Linked DNA regions of Homo sapiens: region 2 is linked to region 1. A link is a contact called in ENCODE Hi-C or POLR2A ChIA-PET data. All regions are on one chromosome and are shown on one strand. Each heading gives the region's core, a stretch centred on a gene start or an enhancer-like site at or near the end of the contact. The rest is flanking DNA. Distances are from core to core; before and after follow the strand shown.

The links. Hi-C counts contacts between places; a loop is a spot of excess contacts on that map. ChIA-PET counts read pairs that join two places held with the same protein, here RNA polymerase II (POLR2A). Pooled maps may share reads with other maps.
Region 2: a loop to region 1 is called in a map of natural killer cell, with 15 times the contacts of the local background. The contact joins two enhancer-like sites. A Hi-C loop is called at or near these places in 1 of 168 maps with a recorded cell type or tissue (natural killer cell), 7 of 37 single-sample maps with no recorded cell type and 5 of 50 pooled maps. POLR2A ChIA-PET finds 5 or more read pairs at or near these places in 4 of 52 experiments (AG04450, GM12878, WTC11 and 1 more).

Annotation. Positions count from the first base shown.
Region 1 is chr13:95,183,763-95,188,010 of GRCh38, reverse strand. ABCC4 (ATP binding cassette subfamily C member 4 (PEL blood group)) reads left to right here. Exons shown (of 31, transcript NM_005845.5): 11 at 1,119-1,310. Among named protein-coding and RNA genes, the nearest start is that of SNORD13G, 24 kb to the left of the region's middle. Within about 2 kb of position 1,955, at least 2 of the 41 ENCODE cell types and tissues checked have a DNase peak (open chromatin) inside an H3K27ac peak, as active enhancers do.
Region 2 is chr13:95,225,675-95,229,922 of GRCh38, reverse strand. All of the region lies in intron 4 of ABCC4 (ATP binding cassette subfamily C member 4 (PEL blood group)), which reads left to right. Among named protein-coding and RNA genes, the nearest start is that of SNORD13G, 17 kb to the right of the region's middle. RefSeq lists a silencer at 3,034-3,328. Within about 2 kb of position 2,447, at least 5 of the 41 ENCODE cell types and tissues checked have a DNase peak (open chromatin) inside an H3K27ac peak, as active enhancers do.

The sequences.
Region 1 (4,248 bases), core at 706-3,205:
TGTATAGTCCTGTGTTAGGAGTAAAAGATACACCTGTAATCAAGACCCAGACGCCACTGCCCTCCAGAAGTTTCTGGTATCTGGGGTGAGACAGATATACAAACAGGTGATTTCAGTTCAGTGTCGTAAGTGCTCTGATAGTGGGGGGCACAGACACGTCATGTCTGTGCATTGTAGAAGATGTGAAGGAAACGTGCGTACAGACTTAGTCTCATATATTCTAAAGCAACGCAATAAATCTAGTTGTAGGTGTATAACAAATAGGGTGGTTTAACAATTGAAGTTTGCTCTTCAGAGACACGATTCTTGGGTATTTAAAAATAAAAGTCCTTCCTAGTGCACAGGATTTATTATTTATTTTTATTTATTCATTCATTTATTCACGTATGTATGTATATTTAGTTTTTGAGACATGGTCTCGCTCTGTCACCCAGGCTGGAGTGCAGTGGCGTGATCTAGAGTCACTGCAACCTCCATTTCCCTAGGTTCAAGTGATTCTCATGCCTCAGCCTCCCAAGTAGCTGGGATTACAGGCGTGCCACCATGCCCGGCTAATGTTTGTAGTTTTAGTAGAGATGGGGTTTCACCATGTTGGCCAGGCTGGTCTCGAACTCCTGGCCTCAAGTCATCCACCCGCCTCGGCCTCCCAAAGTGCTGGGATTACAGGCGTGAGCCACTGCACCTGGCCAGGATATGTTATTTACATACAGCATTTCTAGGATTAGTTCTTTGTCAAAAAAGATACCCGCATGCAGGAACAATGCATTCAGTATTGGATATATGAACTATATATGTCATGCTTGGCTACTCTGTTGCTGTAAACATTCTTAGTTGATCTTTGTTCCGTGTACCATTTCATTTAGGGGCATGAAACTCATTTAGGGAAACTCATTAGGGCAGAGTAGATTGTTACACTCTATTTTGTTAATATTCCTTATAAACTACTAGTTTATGTGGACCATTATGTTATTTCCAATTTTTAATCACAACTTCCTGTGCTCTTTTAAATGAATGAATGGTGTTTTTCAAGCTCCCAGGGCTGGGCAAGGCTGCATTGCAGTGGCTTATTCTTGTCTCGAGTGTTGACTGAACATGTGCTTTTTTACAATCTGTTTCAGTCATCACTGTTAAGTGCCGTGCTCGGGGAATTGGCCCCAAGTCACGGGCTGGTCAGCGTGCATGGAAGAATTGCCTATGTGTCTCAGCAGCCCTGGGTGTTCTCGGGAACTCTGAGGAGTAATATTTTATTTGGGAAGAAATACGAAAAGGAACGATATGAAAAAGTCATAAAGGCTTGTGCTCTGAAAAAGGTGAGTGATGACTTTTGGATTTCATGTACTCGAATGTCCAGTAATACTAGTGTTCACTTGAACAACAAGGTTTATTAACTTTTTTTTAATTTTTAAAGACCTTTGAATGTTATTTAATACTTTAAGGCGGTCCTCCCAGTAAATAAACACACACACGCTCTGTCCTTTTACGTCTGATGCGAAAATGATGTTTACAGGGTGAATTTCGGGGGTTTGGTTGGTTTTGTGAAGTTTTATTTACTTTTAACTTTTCTTTTTTTCAAAATGGACAATTATAAAAATTTGCAAAAGTGGAGAGAAGGGTGTCTTGAACCTGCCTGTACCCATTGCTCAAGTTCAAGTGCGATCAACTTGTAGCCAATTCAACTCCGTCTCTCCCCTGGCCCTCTGCTAGCTCCACCCCCAACCCAGATTCTTCTGATGCATACCCTTGGCCTCAATTGTATTTTATCTGTAATTGTATTTTATCTGTAATACCTTATTACTTATCTCTAGAAGATAAGAACACTTTTGAAAAAAAATTACATCTCACTCAAGAAAAAAAATCACCAGAATTTCTTGCTATCATCAACCGGCTAGGCAGAGATTACAGTGCTTTAGTATCTCATTACCCATTGGTTTGCGTCAGACTCCGGAAGATGTCTGCACCGTGCACTTGGCTGATGTTTCCTGCTTGGGTCCCTCTCAAACCACAGGTTTCCTTCTCCACTCCCTTTAAAAAAGAAAATTTGTTTCAGTAGATTTTGGGGTACGGGTGGTTTTTGGTTACATGGATAAATTTACAGTGCAATTTATTATTTAAAGGAAACTGTTTTAAAATTTATTTTTCATTGTGTATCATTTCACCAAGAGAGTGATTGTTTTCAGAAAAGATGAAGTGTTTGATTGTACACTGAGGTTTTCATAAACCTGGTGGATAGTTGATGAAAACTGAGCATACTTAATAGAGGGCTATAAGTTCTAGAAGATAGAAAAAATGGTAAATACTGATAAATACTATGTTACCTTCTTTGGGCCATAAAAATCAGTGAATAATGGCATTAAAGGGCTCTCCCCAGGCCCTGTGCAGTGTGGCCTGGACATCCTACTGTTCTTTTATGCTGTCTGGAAAAGGCCGCCACAGACTGTCACAGGTGTGATGCAGAAGGCTTCCAGCCAGGTTTGTGAGGAATGAGTAATTTTGCTTGAACAATGGCTGGAATATCAGAGTCTGTCAATCAGGTGAGTAGTATTTGCTGGCGATTTGGATAGAGAAATCATTGCTTGTTTAATGGGCTGTTTCTTCATCCTGGACTATTGTTAATGAGAGATGATGCATTTTCGGAAATGACATTAAGTTAGCAGTAATGAGCTAGATTTTTATTGAATAGTATACACTATATAGGAAAAGATGCGCTAAGGCAAGCTCCTAGTTATTCAGATCCTACCAGGTCTTATTTTTTTTTCTCTGTCTCACACGCTCACACATATGCACACACAAAGCTGTGTAAAGTTTTAATCTTTTGCCATGATTTCCCAGTGCCTTTGCTATTGCTATCCTCATTTTGTTTATTTTTCTGATATTGCTAGCCTCGCTTTTTTAAAGTAAAATTTTCATTTTATTCAAAGTTTGTACAGAATTGCTAACATTTCCCTAAAATAATTACTATACTTCAGCTTGTCCTGCTCTGGTGTCCCCCCACTGTCCCCTGCTTCCCTGAAGATCCATTTTAGAGAAATTTTGCAGAAATATAGGGTCAAAGTAGGAGAATATACAAGGTGATTTCAGTGTGTTGCAGTGAGTGGAGTGTATCATGTTTTAGGGAGTTGAGAAACAGATGGCAAATTTTGCTAGTTTTCCCCCACTGGTAGTTACAGTTGATAACCAAGAAACTGCTGATGGACCAGGCCCCGGAGATAGGAAAGATGGTACGCCATTTTTCAATGGAAGGGTGGCACTTGGCAACCTGGGCCTTGTCTTTCAGCTCTTTTCTTCCATCATTTCTCTATGACAGGTTAGAAGTGAGGTCCTTGGGACCAACACAGGGCTTTCTTGGGAAGGCTTTGTTGCTCTTTACCTACTAATCTGTCAGTTTGGAGATAACCTACTAGTAAACTCTAGAATTTAAGAATGATTTGTTCAAGACTGTGGTTTCAAGAGTTGAATGTTGCTTCTGGCTGGTAAAGTGGAGGGTTGGAGAGATAAAATGACTCACTTGAACATTTGCAGTTCAAGTTCAAAGCCATACCTGCCTAGCTCCAGATTCCATTTTCCCCTCTGCCAGGCACCTCTCAGTTGGGGGTGTTTATAAGGTAGAAAACTATTTTAACAATTAGGTGATTGATAAAAAGGTAGAATGTGGGACAAAATGTTTTTCAAGCCTTCCCTTTTTACCTGTTCAGCTTCTGATACCCACATGAGACTCCAGGTCCCAGGTCACCCAGCTCTGCCTTGCTCCTTCCCACATCAGAAAGTCTCTGGGGGAAAGTGGGGGTTAGGACAGTGGCTGCCATTCAGCCTCTTCCGTAGCCACCTTTGAGGACTGGCCCAGTAACTCGGATAGTGTCCCAGGCACCTGCGGGCTTCTGCGTGGCAGGCAGACTCCAGTGGCAATGGGGTCCCCTCAGGGCTGGGCTGCATGGCGACTTCTTGGTTCCTTCCTGGATGTGTGTAAGCATGGACTGCTGGCCCCCTGTGCATGGTTCCATCCTCGGTAGGACGGTGGGCCTCCGGTGGTGGAGAAGTCGAACAGAGCAGGAGTCTGGCCCAGCTTTGTCATTTGCTCGCTGTCACTTTGGGTTTTTTTTGAGATGGAGTCTCGCTCTGTCACCCAGGCTGGAGTCTAATGGTGTAATCTCGCCTCATTGCAACCTCCGCCTCCCAGGCTCCAGTGATTCTCCTGCCTCAGCCTCCTGAGTAACTGGGGTCACAGGTGTGCGCCACCATGCCTGGCTAATT
Region 2 (4,248 bases), core at 1,198-3,697, 41 kb before region 1:
AGCTTAGAGCACATGAGTTGGGGAGTTGGCTCCATGTTGGAGGAAGAGGGTCCCTTTAGTCAAACTGAGCCTGGATTAAGGATAGCTGAAGATCTTCAGCCCCAGCCACCAGTGAGACTGGATCTCCCATTTGCCCTTGCCTACCTTGACTTAGGGCCAGGATAGATCTGAGCCTGAATGCTAAACATCTGAATGCTAGACCTACGATGGAATGGAGGACAGTTTCATTAATCAGGATGGGCTTGTCATCCCAGCTTTTGTATTATCAAATACATTAGGCATAGAGACTTTTCCTTAAGATCTGTGGCCTAATTAGCTCAAGATTTCTTGACTTTGTATCTAATTTGAAGAACCGTGGTGGTTCCTGCAGTGGGTTGGCTTCTGAGTTGTGGATTTTGATGTTGGGTTGGCTTGTCCTGAATGCCAGGTAAAGCTACAGCAGTACCTGAGCCTGCTTGCTGGTGCTCCTCTCTGCTGTTTGCAGACTTTTTTGCAGAATTGAGAAAGTTTGGGGAAACTTTTTATTCTGGATAAAACTGCTCGTCTTCACTTTCTTTAGAGTTACTCTGAAGGATAGTTTGAGGTAAAGTATCTGTCTGTCCTTCATCTTCCACCTTCTAAGGTGTGTTGAGTCCCTGCAGACTTTCTAGTTTTCCTTTATCATTTATTACAGATCTGCCCTAGAAGAATATATGGAATATATGTATGTAGTGTATCTCAGAGGGGTGCTCTCTATAGATTTCTGTGTTGAGAAATATTTGTAGTTACCCTAAGTGTATTGTTTAACCATTTATGTGATACTGTGTGGTTCTCTTTTTAGAATTCTGTAACTTGGGGGGAAATGCATATTCCCTGTATGCAGGGAATATGGATACTCCAGGAATACATGTATATATTCTCTTGGATGCTCCATCCAGAGTTCATATTATCAGGTACTCTTCATCTTTCTGGGGGAAGAATTCCTGTTTCTTTTAATCTTTTCATTTGAGAACCCTCTCCTCTTGACCATTTCCTTTTTTTTTCTTTAAAGAGACAGGGTCTCCCTATGTTGCCCAGGCTGGTCTCGAACTCCTGGGCTCAAGGGATCCTCCTGCCTTGGCCTCCCAAAGTACCAGGATTACAGGTGTGAGCCACCACTCCTGGCTTTTTTTTTTTTTTCAAGACAGAGTCTTGCTCTGTCGCCCAGGCTAGAGCACAGTGGCATGATCTTAGTTCACTGCAACCTCCGCCTCCCGGGTTCAAGTGATTCCCATGCCTCAGCTTCCCAAGTAGCTGGGATTACAGGCATGGTGGTGCATTTTTGTATTTTTAGTAGAGACGGCATTTCACCATGTTGGCCAGGCTGGTCGCGAACTCCAAACCTCAGGTAATGCGCCTACATTGACCTCTCAAAGTGCTGGGATTACAGGTGTGAGCCACTGCGCCTGGCCTTGATCTTTTCCTTCTCTTTTCTTGGCATTGCTGCAGGGCAGGTATATTTTTAGGTCAGTGGTCAGAGCAGCAGACAGCCTCCTCTACCACAGACTGAGTAGGAAGTGGAAGGTGCCCTCCCATAATGCACAGAGAGGCTGGGCTTGTGCACCCTTCCCAAGTCATGTCTGCCGCCCTATGCAATAAGTAGAACCTGAAGTAAAAAAAATAAATGCACCGTCATGCGCTGATGGTGAGAAGATTGCAGCCACCTGTAGCTCTCTGGCTGCATCCCAGTCTTCCCACCCCGTCTCCCTCTGGGTTTTCTCAGTGGATGTGGACAGACAATTGATAGCAAATTTTGTCAGCAACTGAGCCATACAGTGTTGTGGTCTTAGTTTTAAAACAGAACTTTTGTTTTTATTTAAAGCTATTTTTATTTCACTGTAGACTGTATATTGCTTTATATTTAGACTGAATAGTATGAAATTACAGATATTCAGGGCCGGGTGCAGTGGCTCACACCTGTAATCCCAACACTATGGGAGGCCAAGGTGGGTGGATCACTTGAGGCCAGGAGTTCGAGACCAGCCTGACCAACATGGTGAAACCCCATCTCTACTAAAAATACAAAAATTAGCCTGGCATGGTGGTGCACGCCTGTGATCCCATCTACTTGGGAGGCTGAGGCACAAGAATTGCTTGAACCCAGGAGGTGGAGGTTGCAGTGAGCTGAGATCCGTGCCACCGCACTCCAGCGTGGGTGACAGAACAAGACTCTTCTTTAAAAAAAAGAAATTACATATATTCAACTCCTTTGGGCCTTTTTACAAAACTAGCAATTTCATATGGCTCAAACTAATCTTTTGTCTATTAGTCTGTAGATCGGTTTCCTTTCTGAAGATTCGTAGAGAGCCTCTTGACAGTGTTGTCAAAGTGAAACTGTGTGGTGTGTGTGGAAGTTATCTCCCTGGACACATGTGATACTTTGGTTGGACTTCCTCTTCTAATGTTATTTTCTAAGTTTCTGACAAAATTAGAATGACCCAGTAGTGCTTCTTACATTGTCCATAATACGTTAAAATTTTTGTTTCAAAAACTTTTCTCCCCCACAGTTTTTGGTTTTACTTCTGATGTGAACTTGAATTGTACCTGGGCATTTTGTGAGACATTAATCTCATCAAGGGACAATTTGTCAGTCTTCTAGTTTGCTAGGGAATAGCTTAAGAGGAGCCAAGTTAACTTTCCATAGCTTGGAGTTTGAGCTAAGAAAGCAAGTTAAGGAGGGAGGACTTGTTTTGTTTGGATTTTTCCAAGAGGAAATTTCTGCTGCTGGAGATTTAGGAGTGTCAGATGCGTCCCATCATCTGATAATTGTATTTGCTTCACTGGGGTGTGGGTGCAAACTGGAAGAAAATGCTTTAGCTCAGTGGTTCCTCAAACTGCTCTCTGTTGTATTCATGAGGGGAAATCTTTAAAATACCACTGGTGTCTGGACTCTTCCCCTAAACATTCTGATTTAATTGCTTTAGGGAAATTTTAAAAGCTCCTATGTGATACTAATAGGCCTCAAATATGTGTTCAGCTTAATTTTATGCTTTATAACTAAGACCTTCCAGTTCACAGAGATAGCATATGGGTTGCGGGTTTAATCCCCCTCATTGGTGAATAACTCCTTCGGACTTGTAGGTATAAACCTCAAGCATGGTAGCTGTTCATCAGCCCGAGTGTCCTACCATCTGGTCTGGGAATCTCATATGCAGGAGAGCCCGGGTGTTGAGTCAGGTGTCCAGGCACTTTGTAGAAGACTCCATGAAGTCCTCTAGTGGCAGATTGGCAAGGGTAGAGATTGAGTGTGGACTCTGAGAGCAATCATGGACTCAGAGCAGTCAGACCTGAGTTCACATCTCAGTGCTGTCATTTTCTAAGCTGTAAAATCTTAAGAGAAGCACATTCGCTTCCCAGGGCCAGTTTCCTGATAACAACTTGTTGAAGACTACTCTTTCCCCATTGAATTAAGTTGGAGAAAATGTAGATTAGATGGCCATTTATGTGTGAATCTTTTTCTGGATCCTCTATTCTGTTTTGTTGATCTATATTTTCTTTGTTTTACTTTAGTAGTCAGATGGATAGAATCTATTCTTTCTTCATAGCAAATTATCTTAATTACTATAGCTTTATAAATCAAATAGTGAAAGTTACCCAACCTGTTTTTCTTTTATGATTGTTTTGACTATTCTAAGTCTCTTGCATTTTCATATTGACTTTAGAATCAGCTTTTCAAGTTTTACAGGAAACTGTTGGGTTATGCATCTTGAATTCTAAGACATGGTCTTAGAATTCCAGATGAAGTAATTCCAGATGAAGTAATTGCCCTGTTGGAGAAGTAATTCTCCAACAGGGCAATTCTATCCACCTGACTATTAATGTTAAGAGTGGGCATCTTAACATTATTTAGATTTCCAGTCTAAGAAAATAGTGTATTTACCTATTCCTCAGTTATCTACATCTTTATACATTTCTTTTTCTTTTTTTTTTTTTTTTAAGTGGAGATGGAGTCTCAGTATGTTGCCCAGGATGATCTTCCTGAGCTCAATTGATTCTCCTGTTTCAGCCTGCCAAAGTGTTGGGATTACAGGCATGAGCCACTCACGCCAAGCCCTAGATCTTTAACTCTCCTTGTAATTATTAGGATAGAGGTCTTAAAGATCATTTGTTATATTTTTATATTTTATATTTTTATATTTTTATATTTGTTAGCATTTAAAAAAGAATGCCATAATTCAAAGTAGCATTTGTGCTGTTATAAATGGTATTTTATTTATTTATTTTATTTAT